3 separate regions of the Homo sapiens genome follow, and all the other regions are linked to region 1. Evidence: chromatin loops called from intact Hi-C (ENCODE). Cell type or tissue: PC-3. All regions are shown on one strand.

Evidence for each region. Peaks named below come from ENCODE experiments on the same cell type or tissue, not always from the same donor. Only the 100,000 strongest peaks of a DNase experiment are listed, where the experiment ranks them.
Region 2: it touches region 1 in a loop (4-fold over the local background); 4 of 110 quality-filtered maps call a loop at or near these places.
Region 3: it touches region 1 in a loop (3-fold over the local background); 3 of 110 quality-filtered maps call a loop at or near these places.

Annotation. Positions count from the first base shown.
Region 1 is chr17:71,235,211-71,240,210 of GRCh38, forward strand. No RefSeq gene overlaps it. Among named protein-coding and RNA genes, the nearest start is that of CASC17, 36 kb to the left of the region's middle. In PC-3, a CTCF peak has its summit at 2,786 (motif pointing right); a DNase peak (open chromatin) is centred at 2,821; H3K27ac peaks cover 441 bases.
Region 2 is chr17:70,765,395-70,770,394 of GRCh38, forward strand. No RefSeq gene overlaps it. Among named protein-coding and RNA genes, the nearest start is that of CASC17, 430 kb to the right of the region's middle. In PC-3, a CTCF peak has its summit at 1,904 (motif pointing right); a DNase peak (open chromatin) is centred at 1,917.
Region 3 is chr17:71,421,775-71,426,774 of GRCh38, forward strand. No RefSeq gene overlaps it. Among named protein-coding and RNA genes, the nearest start is that of CASC17, 220 kb to the left of the region's middle. In PC-3, a CTCF peak has its summit at 2,421; a DNase peak (open chromatin) is centred at 2,587; H3K4me3 peaks cover 463 bases; H3K27ac peaks cover 4,455 bases.

The DNA.
Region 1 (5,000 bases):
TTCTGTGCCTTCTATTAAAAACCTCTTTGCCTCAGACTGATTTACTTTAAGCAGCTAACACTTCTACCAGTTTGAAGAAAAGGATAAAGAATAAGAAATAAATTGTAACTATTTACTACAGTTAATATTAAACTTTCAAGTATTCTACAAATGTACAATACTGGTGCAGGATGTTGACATTAGTGGGCAGGGAGCATATGGGAGATCTCTGTACTTTCCTCTTTCTTTTGAGGTGAATCTAAAACTGCTCTAAAAATAGTCTTGAAAAAAGTGCTGGGCAAGGCGTGGTGGCTCATGCATGCAACCCCAGGACTTTGGGAGACCAAGGTAGGTGGATCATCTGCGGTCAGGGGTTCAAGACCAGTCTGGCCAATATGGTGAAACCCCATCTCTACTAAAAATACAAAAATTAGCCAGGCTTGGTGGTGGACATCTGTTATCCCAGCTACTCGAGAGGCTGAGGCAGGAGAATTGCTTGAATCTGGGAGGTGGAGGTGGCAGTGAGCCAAGATCATGCCATTGCACTCCAGCCTGGGCAACAGAATGAGACTCTGTCTCAAAAAAAAGAAAGGAAAAAAGTGCTAAATGTATTATTGTGATATACAGGAGGCTAAAATCAAGTATAACTTGAAAAGTAGGCCAAGTGACTCATATTAAAAATGAATAAATGCGTACCCACAAAAATTTAAAAAAAATTTAAAATGTATAAAATGAATAAATATAAATGTAAACATAATATATAATTACATATAGCACACAAACATATAGCAATAGAGAAAGACGAGTATGTGTATACTCACACACACACACATTTCTACAATTTAATATAGTGATTTATACCTAGAATCAAGCAGCTTTTGGGGGACTTGGAGGTTTTATAATACAGAAGAGATAAACTGCAATTACTTTTGACCATTTTGCTCATCTTTTTCTTTTCCTTTTCTTTTTTTTGTTTAGATGGAGTTTTTTTGCTCTTGTTGCCCAGGCTGGGGTACAACAGCATGATCTCAGTTCACTGCGACCTCCACCTCCTGGATTCAAGAAATTCTCTTGCCTCACTTCCCAAGTGGCTGGGATCACAGGCATGCGCCACCACACCTGGCTAATTTTGTATTTTTAGTAGATGGGGTTGCTCCATGTTGGTCAGGCTGGTCTCAAACTCCTGACCTCAGGTGATCCGCTGGCCTTGGCCTCCCAAAGTGCTAGGATTATAGGATTATAGGATTATAGGTGTGAGCCACCGCGCCCGGCCTTGCTCATCTTTTTCTAAGAGATTCAGTAGCCCAAGCTAACATAGATTTCATTCTGTTTCAGCAAAAAATATCTGTGACATGCTCATGAACTGTCCTTCCCAGCTGTTTACCATTCACCTCTATTTTTCATTCATCTCTGTTTTCTGTTCACTTCTGTACCATTTCTTTCTGTTTTCCTGAGAAATGAGCCCACTGAGATAAAGACTGGCCCAACAAGAACACTGAAAAGCATTCCTTAAGGTGAAAAATAGAAAAAAAATCCATTTCTGAAGTTCTTTTTAGACTTACAGTTTTGAGCATTGGTTCACAAATTTGCCTGCAAATAGAGTCAATAGAAATTTTTAAAAATAGACTCAAAACAGAGCCAATTATAATATGTTGATGAGACCCAGTTATCAGTACATGTATTTCCTGGGTGAAAAATATCTTAAAATTACAGCATTAAGTTATGTTATCATTTGAATAGAATTATTTTACACGAGCTAAATGACATTAACTCTATAGTTTTCAGGTAAATCATGAGAACTTGTCTAATCATCAATTGGATGTTGTGCCATCTGTGTACTTTGATCAATAAGATAACCTACATGTGTACGTTACCTTTAATTTGGTACATTTTAAGAAATAAAGACATTTCTGATAATTTTAATGATCAAAAAAGCAAAATGAGGTACACCATCATTCCAAAACAGATTCCAAGGCATCGAAGTATTTGTTCAAATAAAGAAATGAACTAAAACATTACACATATCAGACTCCAAAAGGGTCAACAACAACCCATAAGCTCAATAGACCCATCAGCTCAGAACTAATTTTGAGCCCATGTGTCAGTCAGTATTTATTAACCACCTACTATGTGTCAAGCACATGTGGAATTTGGCAGTCTATATTCCAATGCTACAGAATGTTCTTGGAATGGCTAACTCATTTCAAGACCTATGTTGACTATAATGTCTGATCACTTGTAAATTCTCCAAATATCTACATCATAGTGGTAAGCGCTGTATAAGCAAGACATTCTCAAACACCATCACATATTATCCCTATTTAATTGACCAAATTGCAAACATTCAGCGTGTTTACATTTGATGTACGTTACATGATATAATGCTGAATGTGTCAATTGTGCTCATGATTAATGTAAGTTGAACGTTACTATTATAATATCTAATTTTCTGAAATGCTAAGGTAAAAATTTTCCTATTTTAACATTTCTGAAATTAAGATGTATCTTATCATTGAGTATAGACTGGGTATGGCTTATATTTACTCTTCCTTCCATCAGCCTCTCCCAACCTAAAAACTAACATTACATTAAATTGATATCTTAGAGTTGAAGACTGTTTAGAAGAAAGAAATACAGGAGCTTCCCTAAGTAGTTCAATAACCCTATGTATACATCATTCTTCTAAAGTAGGGGAAGGAGAAGATAAAAACAAAGATCATCAATGTTCAGTCTGGCTGATAGACAAAGCCTAAGTATTATTGCAGAATATCATAGTCCATATTATCAATTTCCAGCAGATGGCATCTCACACTGTTAAGTTAGTCATTGAGGAGCCTATGGGATGTCCTTGCTTGGATAACACATGGAACTCCAAATTGTGCTTGTGTTTCATGAGAGTACATTTGCCAGCACAGTCACCTAGAATGAGAATTTCTGTAACTAGCCTCAGCATGTGGTCACTAAGATTGCCCACAAGCATTTAGTATTTTCAGCAGAACCAAAGCATAGTGCACATTTTAATGGCAGTGACTCCTGTTTTAGAACAGTCTGCACAACATAATTGTAGGGCAAGGTGGGAATTATGAGTCTTAAACAAGTCTTGTAGGTGGGGATAACATGTGTATTAAAATAACCAAAACCATTGGCTCTGCTTTTCTGCAGATAAGCCTCACACAGCTATGATTCACAGCACTGTACAGCTGCATCTTTCTGGAGAAAATCTTGCAGTATTTAACTGTGCCTTCTGAGATATATTCAATTTTTCCACTTTTATTAAAATTTCCATTATGATAATATTTGTTTTCAGTACTTCAATGAATAATTTTAAAACGCATATTAACATATGAATCTTTGCATCCTAGGCAAACTTGAGAACCAATGTTCAAAACAGTAGGGTTAACAGGAACTTCAGAAATTGATTTCTTTCCTATTTTTCCCCTTAGATTCTTTTCAGTGCTCTTGATGGGACAGTATCTATCTGAGTGAGCTGATTTCTTCAGGAAACAGAATTAAATGGCACAGAGTTAAATGGTACAGAGGTGAACAGAAGACAGAGGTGAATGGAAAACCGAAGTGAAGGGTAATTTGTGAGCATCTCACAGATATTTCTGCTAAAGCAGAATGAGATCTATACTACCTCAGGCAATGAATGTCCTGGAAAAATCCTGGGTAAAATGTTCAAAAGTAATTTCAGTTTATCTCATGTTGTCTAACAGTCACTTGAAGACGAAAGAGAAATTTCATGCGGCAATAGCTAAGCATGGCTTTTTTTTTTACACCGTATTTTATTAGACTGTGGAATCTTCACCTTGTTCTTAGTCAAATTGTTCAAGATAACTCTTTCTCAGCACTCTATTTTTTCTTAAATGTCAACTAATTATGCTAACAAGCATATCAACAAGAATATATAAACCCTCATTTTGTTCAATTAACACTAAATCAGCAACTGATTTCAGTGAAATAGTGGTTTCAAGATGAAAGGACGCATTTGAGCTACACGATGTCTTTAGCTTGATCGAAATTCATAAAAGCTCCTAACATCAAAGGGGAGAAATAAGATCACATTTTAAGATAATACAATTCTAAGTTATATTTTTTAAGTTGAAATGACATCATAAAAATTGTGCCTAACAAAATGCTAACTGAATGTCCCGAAGAACAGAAACAAAAGCAGTTCGCATTGGAAGCTATTTTAGATAAGAAGTTTTGATGCTATAATGAAGAAAAAAATCAAGTAAATTGCTTCTTTTGGAAGAGATAACAAAATTTGTCACCTGAATAAGTGTGGGAATTGAAATAAAACCTATAAATGAGTCCATTTTGACAGAATGCTGGTATCAAAACTCTACAATGAATTACCAATTCTATTCAAATGATAACATAATGCTGTAATTTTAAGATATTTTTTACCGAGGAAATACATGTACTGATAACTGGGTCTAATCCACCAATTAGATAATAGATAAAAAAATGCTGACTTGTGGTTCGCATGAGCTGAAAAAAAAGGACATTTTTATTGAAATGTCTAGAGTGTCGTTGTAAATGTAGGTCTGAAGTTCAAGAGAAGTTGGAAATAAGCTTTATCCAAGAGTCTTCCATGCAGAAATAAGAGTTTAAAACTCTGGAATGGGAAAATTTCTGAGATAGAGAGTATAGAGAAAGAAATGGAGAGTAATGGGAACCACTGGGTAATGAAACTTGGGTTAGATAATCATTTTATCTGCCTTTGGCTCTTCTATAATGCATATGACTACCATTTCTGTAGAGTGAGGCCAACTATAGTACGGGTGAATTTAATAATAAATTATAAGAAAAATGTTCCACCATTGTATTCACATTACATGAGTGTGAGCATCCCTTGCACATCCCTAGTACTCCCTAAAAACTGAAGGAGAAACTAATTATAATGTATTTATTTGTATTGACTATGAAACGTTTTGTTCCCCAAATGCTTGATTTTCTCTCTTCCTTATCAATCAGTGATCAAATTCTTCTAAAGATAAAATAAAGATTGCTTTATG
Region 2 (5,000 bases), 470 kb before region 1:
GCTCACTGCAGTCTCAACTTCCTGGGCTCGGGCGATTCTCCGACCTCAGCCTCCCTGGTAGCTGAGACTACAGGCATGCACCACCATGCCTGGCTAATGTTTGTATTTGTAGTAGAGAAGAGGTTTTGCCTTACTGCCCAGGCTGGTCTCAAACTCCTGGGCTCAAGCAATCTGCCTGCTTCAGTCTCCCAAAGTGCTAGGATTACAGGCATAAGCCACTGCGCCTGGCCTAGTCTTTATTTATTTATCTATTTTTAACGAAAGACATTGATATCTCTCTCTTCTAACAGTGATGGTACTGGTATATGATATGTCAACTACACTCCTGCAGAGCTGCAAGTATGTTAGCCTTGGTAAATGAGAGACATGAGTAAACATTGATCATATGGCAGATATCTGACAACTTACAGATAAATCTATATTTGTAAAAAAAAGTTATTCTCAATTTTTTTTTGCTTTGTTATATTTCACTTAAATGGGGGAACCAAAAAAGTACATGTAAAAGTAGTTATTCAGGCTAAGAGTTCATAATATTAAAAGAGCTTTGCTTATTTTGGGAAATTTTGCACTGATAAAAAAAGGCATACGAAGACTAAGTTAATAAAAATTTATTTATAGTTAAAATACATGTGTGATTATAAATGTCTATCCCTATATTGCAACATTTAATTAGTATGAATACATCCAAGTTTAGGTCTTCTTGCATATTCAATATGGTAAGTATTGTTTCAAAATGCTTTAAAGAAAATGTTTAAAATAGTTTACTATGAATTAAAATATTTAGCAGCCATGAAGGGATAAGATATAAGGACTTAAATTGTTATTTTGTTCTTTAAATAAATACATTGAACTGATTACAATATTTTTATACATTTTGATGTAACAAATTACTTCATGGGATATAACAGGAAACCAAGCTAATTTTCCATCAATTGCACTGTTGAAGATTGTCCTACTGTAATATTTTGATTTTAGGGCATTAGGACTTATTTCTAGCAGAATACGGGAATAGAAGTATTCAGCTCTGACATGATCATTCGTTTCTGTCTCAGGACCTAGGTACATTTTAATAGATGGGATGAGAGAGAAAGGGCTGTTTTGTCTCTCAAGGAATTGCTAAACCAGATGTTGAAAAGGGAGGAGAGATTTTTAAATTTTAGTTGAAAAGCAGTATCCAATGAATTAAAAACTGATACCCAATCAGTAACAATGCCTCCAGCCACATAGCTTTGGGCACTTCTGAGTCCACCTCTGGCCACTTCTTTACTCCTCCATGAAGTGACTTTTCCAGGTCACTTCTTGTTGTATATTTGTGGAGGATTTCTACTAGAAGCGTGCAGATCACCATCTGCTCCACAGATCAAAGGCATCCATCTCCTAAGTTCCCCACTGAAACAAGGGTCAATGTTGGAAAATTTAATTCAGTGAATGCCACTCATAAAAATGAATTGCAGATTTTAATGAACCTTAATTTTCAAAGGAATTTATTCTATGATATTTAGCTAAAAATAAAAATACAATAATATAATGGTATAATTAGTTTTCTTAAATTAGTATATTTTCTGTTTGGTGCCTGATAGAGGGAAAAATGGCATTGTTGTACTTCGAAGACGTTTTTCTTCATTCTGTCTTAGCAGGCAAACTTTTTTTTTTTTAAATAGTATTTACACATAATGAAATGGTTATAAAAAATCTAAGCTTATTTTCAACACGTAAAGAGATGTTTCTGAGTGATGTTTGTGTGTTGTAAATTTAAGCAACCTTTCCTTAACTTTGAAATTTTTCAAACTTTGTATCTTTGAAAGATTTATGTTAAAAGCTGAAAACATCAAAATTAAGAAGCCGAACCCCCAAATTTCTGATTTTTAAGATGGAAAGCCATCTGAACTTTTACAGGATTCCAACAGGGGGCAGTGAAATTCCACAGATGAACTTGATGGCTGTGCTGAAAAATAGATGCCCAGAATGTAAATCTCTGAAGAGAAATATGTCTTAACACAGCTACCTCAGGAAAGGGGGAATTATTGCACTTAATTAAAGTGTATTGACACCATATGTGGCCCCACCTCTCCCACTCCCCTTTTTGGATTCATTAAGAATTAAAAAAAAAATCAGAAACTAGTAAAGGCAATATTCCTATAGAGCCTGTGACTTAACCCTTAATCATTAATCCTACAAAAATTACACTTAAACAAAAAGCTAGTTGGTAAACAGAAACCTTTCAAATTAGACAATTTATGTTCATTATCTCTATAACTCAAAGGAATGTCATTGGACTGTTTTGTAAAAATAGTATTCTCTTAATGACAGTTTGTATTTTCTTATGGAATATTTTCAACAATTTTAAATGACAGCAAAGCTCTAATTATTTTTGCCAGTGAGGTTTACATAAAGATTTGAATTTTTTTAGATCATCTGAAAAAAAATAGAAATAATGTTTGTATGGGTCTCATTCCCCATATTTTTTAAAGTCCTTGCATTTTGAATAAAATACATCCATTAGAGTTAAAAGTGAAACCTTTTTGTTATGACTTGGACACTTATTTAAAAATTAAGCTAAATTTGACTCTTCGGAAAAATGTGGCTAAAAAGTCTGATTTTAAGAAACCTTTTAATACACTGTCTTCTTTATTCTCTGTCACAACTCTTGTGTTCTTTTTGTTTTTTAACTGAGTTTGTACTTTACTTCTTCAAAACACATTTGGAGGCAGAAATATATATTATCATCACATTTGAATTAGTTCTAGAATTAACACCTAAAATCTGAATTTTTTGTATTCTAATGAAATTGGTTTCTTCTGTATGTATTTTAAGATTATAATATTTTATTTAATATATTTTTTATGATTGAAAAATAATAATGATTGTAGAGCATTTAGAAAACACAGATAACCAATATAAACAAAATTTAATGACCCATACTTCTACCAGACTGCTGTCAGAATGGTGATTTTTTTCCCTCCTTTTTTATACCTGTATAAGAATATTTATTTAACATCAATATACATTTATTATAACATACATCTCACATATGTTTGTATATATTTTTATACATATTAATATATATTTCATATATCTGTGTATATACACATATATAATGTCAGATTATACCAGCTACAGAATTTTATAATTTTCTTATTTTTACCAAATATTATGCTTTGTAGACTTTCCCATCTTTATGTTATCACTATATGATTTTAAGTAGGTACAAACTATTATATCATATAGATTTACCATAATTCATTTATTTTTCCTTGTAGATAAATAATACAACTGAAAATGTAGTAGCCTACAAATTGAGAATTAATTCTAAAGCCCAAAGTGTTCTATGGTATCAGTTGAGTCTTTTGACTTAAAACCTCTGTCTTTGAAATTAGGTCCGTTCACTAATCTGAGTAAACAACTAGTAACTACAATTTAAAAGTCTTAAAAGGGAAGGAAGAATATTGACTGTATGCTCTAAGAGATGAGATACATATTTTAATGACTATATTTTAATAGCATAAAGAAAGGAAGGTAGAGTTTGAGACTCTTATTTATGTGATTATTACATGTGCATGCTTTTGCTTATAATGAAACCTTCTTGGTCCTTTTGTTAAGGTGAGACAGACTTTAGAATGAATGCCATTTTTCAACATTCATATGCCCCAAAATATTTTCAGATACTTTTTCTGCTACTGTACAAAACTTAAAAAATAAATTCAATATTTCATTATATTATTCATAGCCATACATTTAGTAACTAAATTTGAAAGCTAGGTACAAAATATTTAAAAATCTCACAAAGTTCGGGGAAGCTAATATTAACGAAAAGTCTTCTTGTGAGTAGAAGAAGTTCTTACCCTACTTCCATAAATTCTAGTTTTCAATCTGCTGTATACTGATTTATTTTATCATACTGATATAAGAACTTTGGCATGGCTTATAAAATAACTAGATATTTGACACCAAATACAGAATGAATACAGAATGTATTGCATAGAGTAATTGTCCTTTCGATTTTTTTGGAAAATATTAGTTTAGGTAGCTATATAAATATCTATTTCTATATATTTATAGACCTTGCAGTTTTTAAAGGCCTTTTATATTTTTGGAGGAGGTAGAGGAAAATCAGAATATTAGTATTCTAATATTATATGTGTGAAAACTTAGAATTGGCTGAAATATTGATTAACGTTGGTAGTTATTAGATCACCATGACATAGCATGCTGAGAACTGAATCCTCTTTGCAGATGGGTGCCTTAGTGCTCATTCCACTGCAACATAACATGTTCTTTTAAGCTACTAAACCCTTCATATTTGTGTCTAAATAACTGCATACATCATGCTTAATCTGTAATTATATTGTATATTAAGTATAATATATATGTATACACACATGTGCATGTGTGCGTGTGTGTGTGTATATATATATAGAGAGAGAGAGAGGGAATACAAAGGAAGCATATAGAAAGTGTATACAAATGAAAACACCTAACTATATATACATTGAACTATTTTCAGCTCATAATTAGCCAAAGAAAAAATAAATAGTAAATTTAAGAATCCTACATTTCTTTACACTCTGGCCTGTGGATTATTTTTAAACAAAGAAGCATTTTCAGCCTTAATCATAGCTCTGAGTAAATGAAAGCATTCCTGCACATTTGAATTTCACAGGTTTTGTATTTCACACTGGGAGTCAGCCTTTCACAGATTTTTAACTACCTTAAAACCTTGTTAACTTTCAGCTGAAATTGCTGTTTTACAATGTCATGTTCTTGTGGGAATACAGGATCTTTTAGAAAGCAGTTTTGAGGAACTCTATTCCCAGAGCAATCTAAATCCAAAGCTGGGTGGAAACAGTACTAGTTGGTAGAAGTAACTTTGGCTTAAAGGGCAAGCTATGTTTGCTATGTTTACAGACCAATGGTAAAATAAAACAAAGGTGAGTTTTCTTTAAAATCAAAATGCACGAGAATATTCTTCTCATTGAGAATGACAAGGACCAGCTCTGTTG
Region 3 (5,000 bases), 190 kb after region 1:
TTATCAAAAATGTCTCCTCACTCCCTCAGTAAAACATCCTCCACAGCTCAGATGACTTTGGAGATGATCTAAATACTAATACACAAAATATCATGTGACAATCGTCTCTCAAAATCAGTTCCAGAGAACAAGAGATAAAAGTTATTGATTCATTATGATCCTGTACAGCTCCATATCAAAACCAAATGAGGATAATAAAATAAACTAAAAGTATAAATTATCTTTTATGAAATAATGTGAAGATCTAAAAAAATTACCAAACTTAATCCACATTAAACTATAAACACTTAATAGGATTTATACTAGGAATACAAGTGTAGAACCTTTTTAAAAACATGAAATTGGTGGCAACACCCTGGTGTGAACCAAAGAGAAGTTCCTTAATGTGAACAAATAGAACTTACGGATAAAATATTCAATAATAACAATAATAATACATAGTATATAGTTGTTCTTTAAAAAGTGACATTTGTGTGTGAGTGGCAACAAAAATATTAAAAGAAAAGAAACAACAACAACAAAAGAAGCCACACACAAACACACATGTGGGGAGGGTAGCTTCACCTTCGGGTATTGGCAAGGCCTCCTGTGATAAGTGTTCACAACGACAATGACAACAACAACAATAACAATTGCCTCTTCTGTGAAGATATACACACACACTCTCTCACAAAAAAATTTACATACACATGAACAAATTCATCAAAGGGACAGTTTTGAGAGTCCAGGACAGATTCATAAATATAATGAAACATATAGCAAAAGTGGCCTTACAAATTAGTGATTACAAATTAGTAAGGATGAGTTACTGAATGAAGTTTACTGGGACAATTTGCCTATCAATATTGAAAAAACTCAATAAAGTCAAGCAACTCAATAAAGAATAGGCAAAATATTATAAGTAATTCACAAAAGAAGAAAGCTGAATGGCCAATAAGTATAAGAGAAGGCCAGGCACGGCGGCTCATGCCTGTAATCCCAGCACTTTGGCAGGCCGAGGCGGGCAGATCACGAGGTCAGGAGATCGAGACCATCCTGGCTAACATGGTGAAACCCTGTCTCTACTAAAAATACAAAAAATTAGCCGGGCGTGGTAGCAGGCGCCTGTAGTCCCAGCTACCGGGGAGGCTGAGACAGGAGAATGGCGTGAACCTGGAAGGCGGAGCTTGCAGTGAGCTGAGACCGCGCCACTGCACTCCAGCCTGGGTGACAGAGCAAGACTCCACCTCAAAAAAAAAAAAAAAAAAAAAAAAAAAAACACAGAAAATGCTCACATACTCTAATAATTAGAAAGATACAAAATAGCACAAGATATCACTTCACACTTCTTAGACTGAAAAATAAAATAAAAGGTCTAGTAATACTTATTACTGGAGATGATATGAGGGAAATCACAGCACTCACACACCATTTTGAGGGGAAAATTAGTGCATTAACTAAAAGAACAATTTGCTCTTTTCCCTCCAGGAATCCTCTCTCAAATGTCTTTTGACTTAACTCCTCAGGAATCATCTTCTAAGACGTTCTCACTCATCTCCCAGATGATATTTGCATTATAAAGTCCACCTGCAACTTTTGTGCATTTTAACCTCTACCTTCAGCCAGGATGGACATCAAAATGATTTTAAAATCACCACGAAATTTCATAATCCATGAAAGGATACTCATTTCCTTACATTCTATTGCATTAACTGTTTTGCAATTTTGTGGAAATCTATTTCAGACTTAAGCATACATCCAAGGATCAGTTATTGCACATAAAGCACAGACCACCTCAGTGGCAAACTCACTTTGGCTGGCAACGAAAGCAGATATGTAAAATGCTGCCTTCTCCATAGGAATAAGGGAATGAGCGGGAATCCCCCAAATCCTCTGCGCACATAAGGTTCACTTGGTGCGGCTCTTTAACTTCTATTTTATAACTAACCCACGTGGAAAGATTTTTTCCACATTGAAATCAAGATGGGCGGGATTGGTTTTGTTTTAACTAGTTTTCCTTCATATGTGAGATTTCTAGCATATAGCCTGAGAAGTCGGGGGCAATGAAATGCATATAGTGTAGAAAAGGGATATAAAAATTTCTTGTTTTAAATTTTTTTCCCATGTCTGTAAACACTCCATTTCACCTGGCAGAAAAGTTGTTCATGACCGAAGGCTCCTAGGCAAAACAGGTTTGGACCCAAAGGAAATAAAGAGAACTCTTGTCTTTCCTGTCATGCAGAGTGATTTTATATGCACTAACCCAGTGACTGAGAAGAGGAAGATTCTGTCCCTAAGGTGGCCTGTCCCGGCTGGGGCAGGTGCAACTTGCAGGGTAAATCCCAGAGGACCCAGCTATGGCCTTCATTCTCAGCAGACACTGCTTTTGCAATCACTTTTTATCTGTGAATCCTTGCTGGAGAAATAAGAACAGTCTACAGCTTCCTGTGTGATTTGCCACTTCTCCTTGTGGACGACAGTCATGTCTGCAATATGCGCTGATTTTATCAGGAGATGTATTTAAAGGCTAGTGGTTAATGCTGTATTAACATGTGATGGGGTAAAGGAAATAGGGTGCAATTTTTCTGCCTTAGTCACTCTCCCAGGCATAAGATAGAGTAACACAGGTGTGTCTGATCTCCCCAGGGGGTTGATTATCTCACAATAACCACATCCTCTGTAATTCGCTTACTACTATTTTTTTTTCCCAGGATCAGATACAAAGAAGTGATTTAGGTGATTGGATTGACTGACAAAAAACTGTCAGCCAGTCTGCACCATGACATTTTAAAGGATAATATCTACTTTCTGCAGGTTCAGCCACCAATAGGCTAGTGTCAGTGTCAGCAAATTAAAGGCTTCCTGGACCAACTGGGCTTCTGCAAAAACGTTTATGTTTACATTTCCAATGCCCTTTTCATAGGCAATTCAAAACCTAAAACCTAAAAGTTTTCACTACTCTTAAGAGAAATAAAGGGCAGGGAGTTGGCATCAATCCCCACCTGAGAAACACACTATTGTTTGCCAGTGCTTTATGATGGATTTGAGGGAGGTCAGCTGCTATTCCTAGATTAATCTAGCGAATCAAATGCAGTAACGATTTCTCTCTTACATTCTGACTGAGACAGAGAAAACCTAAGTCCAGAAGGTTGTAATCAAGAGATAAGTGACTTAGGGGATAATTTCATATCTGACTCTCAGATACAGTGATTGTCAATATTTCAATTTCATTGAATTCAATTTAAGAGATCACAATAATGTTTATCTCATTTGGACTGAGCACTTTTGGAAGTCTATTCATTAGTATAATGCTCAATAGTCTTTTGGAAAACAAAATTAAATAGAGAATTATGGAGAAATGAGTACTAATTTAGCTAAAGATTGGTTTCCATCTGATGTAAGAGGGTGACATGAATGAACTTCTGGTTACAGTCATCCTTAAATGCAAAAGGGTGAAGTTGTATAATGCTTCCTTGTTCTTTTAGGTGGATACAAAGTACCTTACATTTTAAATAAACTGTTGTCTTCTATATAAATGCTCTATTTTTCTTTTGATTTAATGGTCCCTAATCATTGAGTTCTTGTTTTCATCTTTAAAACTTAAGGGTCTATGAATGTTTTGGAGACATATTCTGTAATAAACTTTAAGAGTCAAGGATGCATTGGTGAAGCAAAATCTCTGCTCACATCAATTCAATATCTTATTCTAGTCAGTCAAGTGTTAGCCTTGGGTTCAAGGTAGGTTGCTGCCTTAGCAGTGGGTACCAGGGCTTTTACGATGGCAATTCTGTGCAACACCAAAATGTCATGACTGCAAACTCATTTCCTGGGCACTTTCATGGACAAATATATAATAACATGGTACACTGGCACACTGAAGCAAAGCTTTGCAACAAGCCAACCAAGCACTGGTGAAATCAACTAAGTTGAAGCAATTGGAATGATGCAACAAGGGATGATCAGAACCATTTTATATTACATTTATTCTAATCTCATTAGATTTTCTAATGGGTTCGTGTTCAGCTGTTCTCTAAGAAGATCCTTGCATTCTCCATTTTTCTCATATCCATGTAGAAGTTTTCATTCAGATTTCTACATAGAGTAAGAGGCCAATAAATACTTGTTAATGGACTTCAACATTCTCCCTTTTCCTCAAAACTCAAAGTTTTGTTTTTGCCCTGATGAGAAAGAATAACAATAGCAACAGCAATAAATGTTAAAGATGGATAAAAATAAGAATGAAGCCTCTCTTCTGGTTCAAAATTCAGCCAAAAAACATACTGGACAAAAAAGCAACCTGACTAGGAAATAACGTGAAAAGCTTTAAGAGAAAACGGGTCCTTGCAGGTAGCAATTAAACACACACACACACACACACACACACACACACACACACACACACACAGAGGACATATTTCTCTTTGTATTCACAGGTTAAAAAGATGCAACTGAAATAGGGGTAATATTTAAGTTGAACTAACTGTTTTGTATCTAAACTTGATGGGTAGGTGTCAGTACTGTTTATGGTGAAAGAAACAGAAAGGTATACATTCATTTTACTACATGAACAGGACTGCTAAATATGGAGAACATATTTTTGCAATGAATATAAACAATTTTACAGTTTATCTTTCTAATTTCCCAGCAAGTCCAGATTATTGATGGTAAAAGGACTCAATGCAAATACATATTAAGTTTTCATTTATTTTTCCTTCAATATACCTGAACACCTGAATGAAACATTTCATGAATGGAAAGTTAATCTACCCAAGCTTGGATACCTGAAACATTAAGAAACTGGACGCTTTTTTGGATTTAGTCAACCACACAGGAGTATTGTGCAAAAGGTTAGGATAGGGACTCAATCTCAAAGCTCAGAGCTTGATCCCTCATTGAAAAAATCAAGGTGCTTTGCTTTTTTATTTTTTTTCTTTTTCATTTGAATGGGTTCAAATCTTCGGCTTACTCAATTTTCACCCAGGGCTTAATGCACTGGGTAACCCTCAGGACATAAAACTTTC